Regions from separate parts of the Homo sapiens genome. Here region 1 is linked to region 2. A link is an interaction called in ENCODE POLR2A ChIA-PET data of the cell type or tissue named here. Cell type or tissue: GM12878. All regions are shown on one strand. Each heading gives the region's core, and the rest is flanking DNA. Links, peaks and the distances in the headings are about the cores only.

Region 1 (5,323 bases), core at 118-5,117, 350 kb before region 2:
TATTTGCAGATGGAGATATGACATCGTCATACAAATCTATCTGATCATGCCCACCATATTCAGCTTCCTGAGATACAGAAATAATGCTCTAGATTATACAAAAGTCAAAATACTACTAAAATAGACTTGAATACAAATTCAACTTTTTGTTTTAAAAATCTGATGGAAAAAGGCCAAGGATTTCAGTACAAATCTTTTTCCACTTTATGCAATAGATGTATTCTTGAACAGGTCTAAAAAGTGAATTTCTTGCCGGGAGTGGTGGCTCACACCTGTAATCCCAGCACTTGGGAGGCCGAGGCAGGTGGATCACTTGAGGTCAGGAGTTCGAGACCAGCCTAGCCAACATGATGAAGCCCTGTCTCTACTAAACATACAAAAATTAGCCAGGCATGGTGGCACACGCCTGTAATCCCAGTTACTCAGGAGGCTGAGGCAGGAGAATCGCTTGAACCTGGGAGGCGGAGGTTGTAGTGAGCCAAGATCGTGCCATTGCACTCCAGCCTGGGCGACAGAGCAAGACTTCATCTCAAAAAAAAACAAAAAAACAAAAAAAGGGGGTTTCCTTTATTTCTTTTCTTTTTTTTCTTTTTTTTTTTTTTTTTGTAGAGACCAGGTCTCGCTACATTGCCCACGCTAGTTTCGAACTCCTGAGTTCAAGCAATCCTCCTGCCTCGGCCTCCCAAATATAGGCTTGAGCCACTGCACCCAGCCTAAAGTTAATTTCTATATAACGAAACCTACTTTTCCACTGATATTTATTATAATATAAAAAATAAGTTCTTTTGGAAAAAGACATGGAAACAAAATAAGTAACATGAAACTTTCCTTGGAAATACTCTTAACTAGAAGTAATAACACACAAATGCAAATAGACAAGTTTTTTTTAAACTGACAGTAGAAAAATCACCCCAAAATCCAAAGCCATTATATCTTTAATATGACCACAGAAAAATAGTTATTATTTTCTATAGTATTCAGATCTTGTTTTCCAACCTTGAGGAAGCTACCAGTATTAAAAAAAAGCATAGTGAGCTGAGCCATAAAAGAAAGAAGAAATATGGGTATGTAAATAATTCAAAATGTCGTAATAAATGAACAAGGTAAAGAGAAATAAACGAAATACATGTAGAACAATCCAAATTAATTATCTTGCAAGTTGTATTATTCTCAGTGAACAAAGAGCTAATGCTTACCTGAATTCTTAGTTATCTAGTCAAGCAAATTAGCAAGAGAAAAGCAACAGACAACAAAAAGAGTATAGTAAAGCTTTGGCACTGTCACCAGCAGAATTAAAGCAATGCTACTGGGTGTCACTTACATGCCTAAATGATAATCAGGGAAAAGGAAAACTAAAATGAAACAGAAACAGGAGCAGGAAAAAAATAGAAGAGGGTTCAATTTGTAACTAAGTACATGAAAAATGAAATGTAGGTAAAAGCAGAACACTCAACACTATTTAATTGCCTTTGATAACCATTAAATAGACCATAAGCTTGACTAAGCCTGTAGCACAGGAAAATCTCCATTTTTATCTTCTACTCTCCCTTTCCACAACTAAGTACTTGTATTGGTGTGAACCATTTTATTCTTATGACATAGAACATCTGACATAAGGAAAAAGACAATTATAAGACAACCTGAAAGTTCAGACGTAACTTACAGATTCTCCCATTAATACAATTTACTAAAGAATTATACAAATGGCACATATGGAGGAGCTAATGGTTTTAGGGACTATTAGCCAAAATAGTCCCTAAATGGATAGAATGACCCAGAGAAAAGCATTTGTTATATGATGGTAAACAGAGCAACAAGATATTATGGGCCCAGGCTACTGTTTTGCTATTTAAAGGAGAGCCAGAATAAGATCTTTTATTTATTTTGTATTTTTTTAATTTTAATTTTTATTTATTTATTTTTTTGAGACGGAGTCTTGCTCTGTCGCCCAGGCTGGAGTGCAGTGGCGCAATCTCGGCTCACTGCAAGCTCCGCCTCCTGGGTTCACGCCATTCTCCTGCCTCAGCCCCCCCCCCCCCCCCCGAGTAGCTGGGACTACAGGCGCCCGCTACCTTGCCCAGCTAATTTCTTGTATTTTTTGTAGAGATGGGGTTTCACCGTGTTAGGCAGGATGGGTTAGCCAGGATGGTCTTGATCTCCTGACCTCGTGATCCGCCCGCCTCGGCCTCCCAAAGTGCTGGGATTACAGGTGTGAGCCACCACACCCGGCCGAGAATAAGATCTTTTTAAAAGAAAAAGAAAAAAGCCTAGTAGGGGAAATATCATTTATATTCCTAAATAAAGGGACCTCAAGTAATCATCAGGTAATCGTTTATGTAATTAATGACTTATCCAATTTACTAGTTACAGAATCTTTACATACCAATTTTACTTGTTACGAGGTAGAATGTCTATAAGACTTATTTAATAAGGGGTCTGGGATCTCAAGGTTAAATCAGAGAACAAAGCTAAATTTAACAAAGGGCAGAAACTAAGACCACAAGTCACTGAATAATGCCATAATTTTATTCTGTTTGTACAGCAATACTAAAATAATCTTTAAGAAATGAGTTTTTGTTAAACAAAGTAACATGCTCAAATTGCAATGACCACAGAAATTAGGAAAAAAGAGGGTAAGTTTTGTTATGAAGTTTCAGTGTGGCTGAAGCTTCAGGCGGTGTGGCTGCAGCAGTAGTTCCATGCACTTAAGATACTAAAAAGTTTCCCACAAGGGGTGTTGGGCACTTTAAACTCTCTTGCAATCCGGTTCTGAACATCAAGTAGAATTACTAATATTATTCAAAGGGAGTTGAGTTTCCATCCTCCTCAGCAGAAACTATAATCACAATATATGGTCTGAGGGAAAGTAAAAAAGAATGGAAGGGTTATTAACAGCAGGACTAAATGTATTTTTAAATTTACACTTTCACTTACATAAATAGGTGAACAGATTCTTTGTTTTCTTCTATTAGCTACAAACCTGTGAAAATGTTTACATAAGTAGACAAAAAATTTACAAGCATAATTGCAGCTACACTAACCTGGTATATCACAATCACTTACTATTTTTGTCCATCCATGAATTCCTATGTTGACACAAACCAATTTTCCACATTGATATGATTCTACCAATATTTAGGATCAGCCATTTTGTCTGGTAGTTGTACTGCTTCCAAGTGGTTGTAGTACGATCCTAATTAAGACCATGGTCCTGGGGTTTGATCTCCATGTGGACTAGTTAGCTTCTCTCTGTTCCAAGGCCACAGCCTGTACACTTAGCCCCAATGGTATACATTTAAACTTTGTGAAAAAACATAATGAATCTGAATACATTTGCTGCCATTACTAAAAATGAAACTCAAAGCACACTCTTTTGTAGTTATCAGTAACCTTCCTTTTAATCAGCTTCATATCACATCAATCCTCCAGCGTAAAAAAAAATACAGAACATACTGAACTTTGTTCTTACTTCATAAAGTGAGAAAATATGCATGATGTTTGCATGAGAAATTATGCAAAATGTATATCACAGGTCATATATAAATAAAGCTCTGTGAGCCTACTGAACAGACTAAAAAAAAGGTTTCCAGTTTGTCAAAGAAATATTTCACGGTATCATTTTTTATTACATGAAGGGTCTTTTCAATTATTACTTTTAATTTTAATGGCATTCAAAAAACAAGAAAATATCAACATCATTCCTCTAATTATCTTTGATACCAAATGTTGCCCAATCTTATCTGCTGTTCATAGTAGCTAGCCAGCTATGTTACATAAAGCTTGGAATAAACAACAGCTCTTAGGGTTTGTTTAAAAAAAAAAAAAACTCACTAATTTTTTTCATTCCCTACCATTCTAAATCACTACAATCATTCTTTAGACAAGGTATTCTCTCAACATTTTACACAACAAGATTATGCTCCACATGATATACAAATATCTGTTGCCAAGCCAGAGAAAATGGATGGCAAAATGACCAAAATCCTATTAGTTCCCTTAAAGTATGGCTTCTCAACCTTTTCATTATCCCTGTCTCCTCCCTCCCTTCAAGAAGTTACTTTTAGACATTTTTTCCCTAATTACCCCTCTTACAATTTTAATATCACAGATATACGATACATACTGTATACCACTATTGGGATGAACTTGTTGGCTGTCAAAATATTCATCATTCTCCCTGACAGGCCTGATATTTTTTTGATGGTTCTAAAATTACAGTAATATCATTCGAGGCTAGGCATGGTGGTTCATGCCTGTTAATCCCACCACTTTGGGAGGCCAAGGCAAGAGGATCCCTTGAGCCCAGGAGTCTAAGACCAGCCTGGGCAACTTAGGAAGATCCCATCTCTACCATAAAAATACATAAATACATACAAAATTCGTGCATTATATGATACTATCAGTAAATGCACAGCAAAGGCCACTTGTTTCAAAGCCTATTTTAAATTATTTCCATTTAGAGAAATATATGAAGGGGGGAAGTTACATTTTGCATTTACAAAATATATCCTATACCTCGGAAAAGAAATACTAGTATGCAAAATCCAATAGCAGATAACCTAATGCATACATTTTTAAAGAAAATATATCATTTTCTGGTTTTATCTAATTATGTTCTCAGTAGTTATTAAAACTGGCTAGTAATCCCTGTAAAAATCCCTTCCTTATATAATGGTAAGGAATTTGGTACTAAAAATATGCCACATAAACCATAGTGGACAATTCACAGGCAACTAAATTAACTGCACCCATAAATAACAAAATAGAGAAGAGTTCTAGCTTCCCTGAACATTTCTATCCATTTTTCTGAATCAATTCTACCTAGCTCATTCTCAACCTGACAGCTTTATTTCAGATGGTTTTCTAGTAAACATAAATAAATCATAAACAATGTTTCTCTGATATTTGTCCAAGAAATTTATTTTCATTAATTGGCTCAACAATTGGCTAGAATACATACATAATGACTGAACGTAAAGCAAAATGATTCATGACATAAAAACTGACTTATCGGATGTCCAGGTCCGTAACTCCTAAGTGAATTCTTTGTTCCAACTACTGCCTCTATACACCTCCATTCTTTTAAAAGTAATTAATCTATTTTTGTGTGTGACAAAGTCTCGTTCTGTCACTCAGGCTGGAGTACAGTGGCCTGATCTCAGCTCACTGCAGCCTCTGCCCCCCAGGTTCAAGCAATTCTCCTGCCTCAGCCTCTGAAGTAGCTGGAATTACAGGTGTGCACTATCATACCTGGCTAAATTTTGTATTTTTAGTAGAGACAGGGGTTTCGCCATGTTGGCCAGGCAGGTCTCAAACTCCTGAC
Region 2 (5,323 bases), core at 48-5,047:
ATTTTGCATTCCCACCAGCAATGAATGAGAGTTCCTGTTGCTCCACATCCTCGCCAGTATTTGGTGTTGTCAGTGTTCTGAATTTTTGCCATTCTAATAGGAATGCATTGATATCTCATTGTTGTTTTAATTTGCCTTTCCCTGATGACATATGATGTGACATATGATGACATCTTTTCATATGCTTATTTGCCCTCTGTTTATCTTCTTTGGTGAAATGCCTGCTGTTTCCATCTTTTGTCCATTTTTTAATTGAGTTGTTTATTTTCTTATTGTTGGGTTTTCAGAATTCTTTCTGTATTTTGGATAACTCTTTCATCAGACATGTCTTTTGCAAACATTTTCTCCAAGTCTGTGGCTTACCTTTTCATTCTCTTGATCCCTCCAGCTTTTTATTTAGAAAATTTTCAGTCCTATAGAAAAAAATACAAAAATAGTAAAATAAGCACTCACACATTATTCATATACATCCACCAGTTGTTAATATTTTGCCACATTTGCTTTATCTCTCTCATGAGCTCCATCTGTTGATTTTACTGAACCATTAGAAGTGATAAATGGCATGTCACATCATCCCAAAAAACACCAATATGCATCTCCTAAGCATGACTTCTTACTGCCTAATCATGACACATCATTATTAAACTAAAAATAATAACTCAGTAATATCCAACAACATACTGCATTTTTAAAGTTCTCCAGTAGTTCCCAGAATCAAATCAAGCAAGGCTCACCCATCGTCTACAGTCTCACAATCTAGGACAGTTCCCCTGCCTTTTTTTGGCATTGACCGATTCATATTGAACCAATTTTATGTCATTGGTTGATTCCTAATGAACCATTTCCTTGTCTACAAGCTCTTGGCTTGCCCTCTTACAGTGATGAGTTGGAGTCTCTCCATGACAGCACCAGACTGGAAATTCTTAACATGCTTTCCAGGCTCATTAACATTGAGATAGTCAAAATCTACACGATGTCCTCAATAATTTTGAGAACAGGCCATGAAAGAAAATGTTGTGAAAAATGTGTTTATGGTTAATGATTCAACACAGTTAACAGAGGTGACTTGGCTTTCTGCCCTGCCCTCATGGCAACATGCGGCTTCCCAGTTCAGCACTGTCCTCTGCTGTTAGGGCCTGGGAATTCTGAATGAGATTCAGTCCTTGGAGTTGAAAAAGTAATTTACCTGATGCTTGGTGGTGTGAATGTTTGTGACAGTTTTTGTGCTAATACATTTTGAAGGACATGTTCTCTCAAAATAGCCCCTTCCACTTTCTGAATCCACACTCCAGTTTTCTTTTTAACTTCAGTGAGTGGTAGTCTATTTGACCTGATGTGCAGATCTTCTGGCACATACATTTCTGCTGTCTCTTGGCATAACAAATTGGCAGTCTATCCCTATGTTATGTACACTGTTTATATTGAAAATTTGTCTTTAATTGGTCTGATACTACATCATCTGCTAGGGCCAGTAGTTTGTCATCAGCCAATTTGTACACCTGAGGCCCTCAAACAAACACGTGCTTACAATGTTTCTGGCACTATTTTTAAAGCTTGTAAGAATTAAATGAGATAGCACAACAACCCCATGAGGGTAAGTACCGTTAATCCCATAATATGGATGAGGAAACTGATTCATTTAGAGGGATTAAGCAATTTGCCCAATACCACATGGCTAGTAAGTGACAGAGCTGGGTTTTAGCTCTGACACTTTGATTCTGGAACCTGCACATTTCATCATTATGTCAGATGCCCTGAAGAGGATACTGTATATCATCTCATCTCACATGCTGTGTTCAGGCAGGTGACGTGCTGCTCAATGCTGGTTTTGATGTCTTTACTAAACTACTGATCTATTTTTGAGATTTAAATCTCAAAACAGTGATACTAGTGAGAAGTAGTCCACCTTTGTTAATCCACCAAATGTTCCGGTTAGGGAACCTAATTTTGGTAACTTCAAGGCCTCTCCTGCTATTGGGAGCTAAGCATCCTTCACTCTGGACTCTCACTTGCTTCACTTTAGAATGAGAGCTTTTTAGGGTAAAACTCAGGAAGTAGGATGACTGAAAGAAAAGCCTTTCTTCTCCACAGTAGCTTATGGGGAAACTAGTAAATTAATTGCCATTATTCCTTGCCACTAAAGGATGAGTTCTTATGGTAGCAATAAATAGACAATAGGGCTGTGCAGACCTCCAACAAACTGTCTTTTCTGGGGTCAAAAGGGGTCTGAATTAACCTCTTCTTAAATTACAGCTCTGTGACACCTGCAGGCACTCATAACAAATAAGAACACCAGGCCAGGCACAGTGGCTCATGCCCGTAATCCTAACATCTTGGGAGGCTGAGGTGGGTGGATTGCTTGAGCTCAGGATTTCAAGACCAGCCTAGACAGCATGGCAAAACCCCATCTCTACAAAAAAAAAAAAAAAATACACAAATTAGCCAGGCGTAGTGGTCCATGCTTGTAGTCCCAGATACTCAGGAGGCTGAGGTGGCTGACTTGAGCCCTGGGAGGTCAAGGCTATAGTGAGCCATGATTGCACCACTGCATTCCTGCCTGGCTGACGGAGTGAGACCAATAGGGCAGCAAGAAACAAAACCTCAACACTGAACCGGAATGTCCATGACATACTGTAAAAAAAGAAACCTCAAATGGACAATAACTGTATAGTGCTAGTTGTAATGATTGTGCCTTTTTTTTTTTTTTTTTTTGAAACGGAGTCTCGCTCTGTCACCCAGACTGGAGTGCAATGGCACGATCTCCACTCACTGCAACCTCTGCTTCCCGGGTTCAAGCGATTCTCCTGCCCAAGCCTCCTGAGTAGCTGGGATTACAGGCACACACCACCACGCCCGGCTAATTTTTTGTAACTTTAGTAGAGACGAGGTTTCCCCATATTGGCCAGGCTGCTCTGGAACTCCTGACCTTGTGATCTGCCCACCTTGGCCAAGAAATCTCTTTAAGTATTCATTTGTACTTTAAGGTAATGCTCGATCTCGCTCTTAGTACAGCTGAATTGTCCTTCAAAAAGATGATCTGGTTATGTTTGACCTCTTCCTCAAGGGACCAAAAAGGGAAGTTCTCAGCTTTTTATAGTATGAGGTCCCTAGAGGTTTTCACTTTGGGGATTTAAAAACAAGTTTCCTGTAGCTATATGGAGGAAAAAAAAAAAAAAACCTAAAGGGGAACATGGAAGAATTATAATGATTGGGGCATGATAATTATGTCCAGTTTTTAAAACTCCATTCTTAAAAATGTCTTATAATTTATAGGTTAAAAATTTAAATGTTTAGAGGAAGCAGGACAGGTTTATGAGTCTCTGACCTGGGAATGGAGTGGGAGGAATAGAGAAGGTGGGGTTGCAAGAGGAGAAAGGCAGAGGAATTTCCTACCGTCTTCCTGTTTTTTGTTGATGGTTAGTGATTAATGAGACAAGCTGTTCTGTTTCTCTGGGAGTCTTGACTGTCTTGAAGAAAAAAAAGAAAATTTATTGCAACCCAATGCAGCTTCAGATTTTTCCTCTATTTTTTTTTTTCAATTAAAAACGTAACTGTCCCTAATTTAGGAACTGAAATTCCCAAACCTCCCCATTCACCTATTCAGGAAGAAATGAAATGGAACCTAACATCTACATTTCTTGGGTATAATATCAAAACTTTAATACTATGGGGATGAACATGTAAGCAAATGCAACTCTATCTCCCCATAATGTTGGAAGAATCTAACTTGAAACCAGACATTTGGTTTGGATCTTGGCACTTTCTTGCATGGAAATATTCCAAGAAGGTGCATTGACTCTTGATTTGATCTAGAAAACTGGGTTCTTTCCAGAGCCCACCCAGGATGGCACCTCATAGACTAACTATGGACTTTTCCATCAATACTGGAAAACAGTTTCATCTAATCCCCGGACCAAAGGTGACTCGGACTCCAAGTGAGCTTCCTCAGGTTTGTTTGTTAATTTATCCAATCATCCATTCACTCAGCAAACATTTATCAATCATTTGCTATGTATATGCCAGACACTACACCAGATTTTGCAAGCACAGAGATACAAAATCCCTTGCTTGCAGGAAAACCTTTGGTTTCAATAAATGATAGGAGAGGGGTTGCAGGGGTACTATCTATGAAAGTTCAAAGGAAGCATCTAACTTAGGGTGGTAGGGGATGGGGCTGAGCAGAAGGATCAGGAAGGTGTTGGATGGCAGGAGGCTTTTAGCTGAGCCTTGAAAAGGCAAGGGGAGGTTGGCCGCTTTGATGGGGTGGGCTAAGGACTATCCATGCAGAAGAAAGAGCAGGTATTAAAGGTGTCAAGGCAGGGAGTTACCTCCTTTGGGAACTACACATAAAGAAGAATGGCTAGGGCCTGGTGTATGGGATTGGGGTGGGAAACCCAAGGCAGGAAGAAGACAGATCCCAAGAGGTCTGGTGTGCATGCTGAGGGGATCAGGTGCCATCTCAATGCCATGGGGAGTCATTGAAGGAAAAGCAGTTAGAGCCATGGGATCCAGTTCACATATGATCAATCACCCAAACAAAGGAAAGTTTACTCAACAACATGTTTTCATTTGGACTTCATTTTGTCAAAGCATGAAAGTGATGTCAGAAATAGAAATGAGTGTATTCATGGCACACCACCACACCCAGCTAATTTTTGTACTTTTTGCAGAGAACTCCTGACCTCAAATGATCCACCTGCCTCGGCCTCCCAAAGTGCTGGGATTACAGGCGTGAGCCACTGTGTCTGGCCTAAAACACATTTTCTAAGATTTCTTTACTTCTGGGCCACCTCCACAAAATTTTATGGTTCTGGGAACCCCTATCTGAAAAAGCACAGGTATCAGCAATAAGTATAATGAACACTCACTAGAGGGAAAGTCATTTTGGTTTGGGTTGGTTATGGAAGCAGTGTCATATGAAAAGGGCTGGACTGTACTGCAGAAATAGAAGACCCACAAATTGCTATGGCTTATAACAGAAAAATAAAGATTTAGATGTCACTCATATGTCCATTATTGAACAGTTGTGACTCTGCTCCCTGTCACCTTCCCTCCAGGACCGAAGCTGACAGAGCACCCTCTATCCAATCATTGCCTGTCTTATGTCAGAGGGAAAGGAGATGGCAAATCATGCATCAGCCCTTAAAGCTCTGCCCAGAAGTGGTACATTACCATTTCTGCCCACATTTCACTGGCCAGAGCAGGTCACATGATATGCCTGAGTTCATTAGGGCACCAGATGTTGGGCAACCAATAATACAACCCACCACTGAGGTCTTTACTAAGAAGATGACCTGGGCCTTAGGGAATGGCCATGATTTAC

What was found. ChIA-PET counts read pairs that join two places held together with the same protein. Peaks named below come from ENCODE experiments on the same cell type or tissue, not always from the same donor. Only the 100,000 strongest peaks of a DNase experiment are listed, where the experiment ranks them.
Region 1: POLR2A ChIA-PET joins it to region 2 with 6 read pairs; 4 of 35 experiments call an interaction of 5 or more read pairs at or near these places.

The regions. Positions count from the first base shown.
Region 1 is chr12:69,245,873-69,251,195 of GRCh38, reverse strand. CPSF6 (cleavage and polyadenylation specific factor 6) reads right to left here. Exons shown (of 10, transcript NM_007007.3): 2 at 1-67. Among named protein-coding and RNA genes, the nearest start is that of CPSF6, 9.0 kb to the right of the region's middle. RefSeq lists an enhancer at 4,926-5,323. In GM12878, for the core only: no CTCF peak of the experiment used is centred there; no DNase peak of the experiment used is centred there.
Region 2 is chr12:68,895,126-68,900,448 of GRCh38, reverse strand. All of the region lies in intron 2 of CPM (carboxypeptidase M), which reads left to right. Among named protein-coding and RNA genes, the nearest start is that of CPM, 35 kb to the left of the region's middle. In GM12878, for the core only: no CTCF peak of the experiment used is centred there; a DNase peak (open chromatin) is centred at 3,088.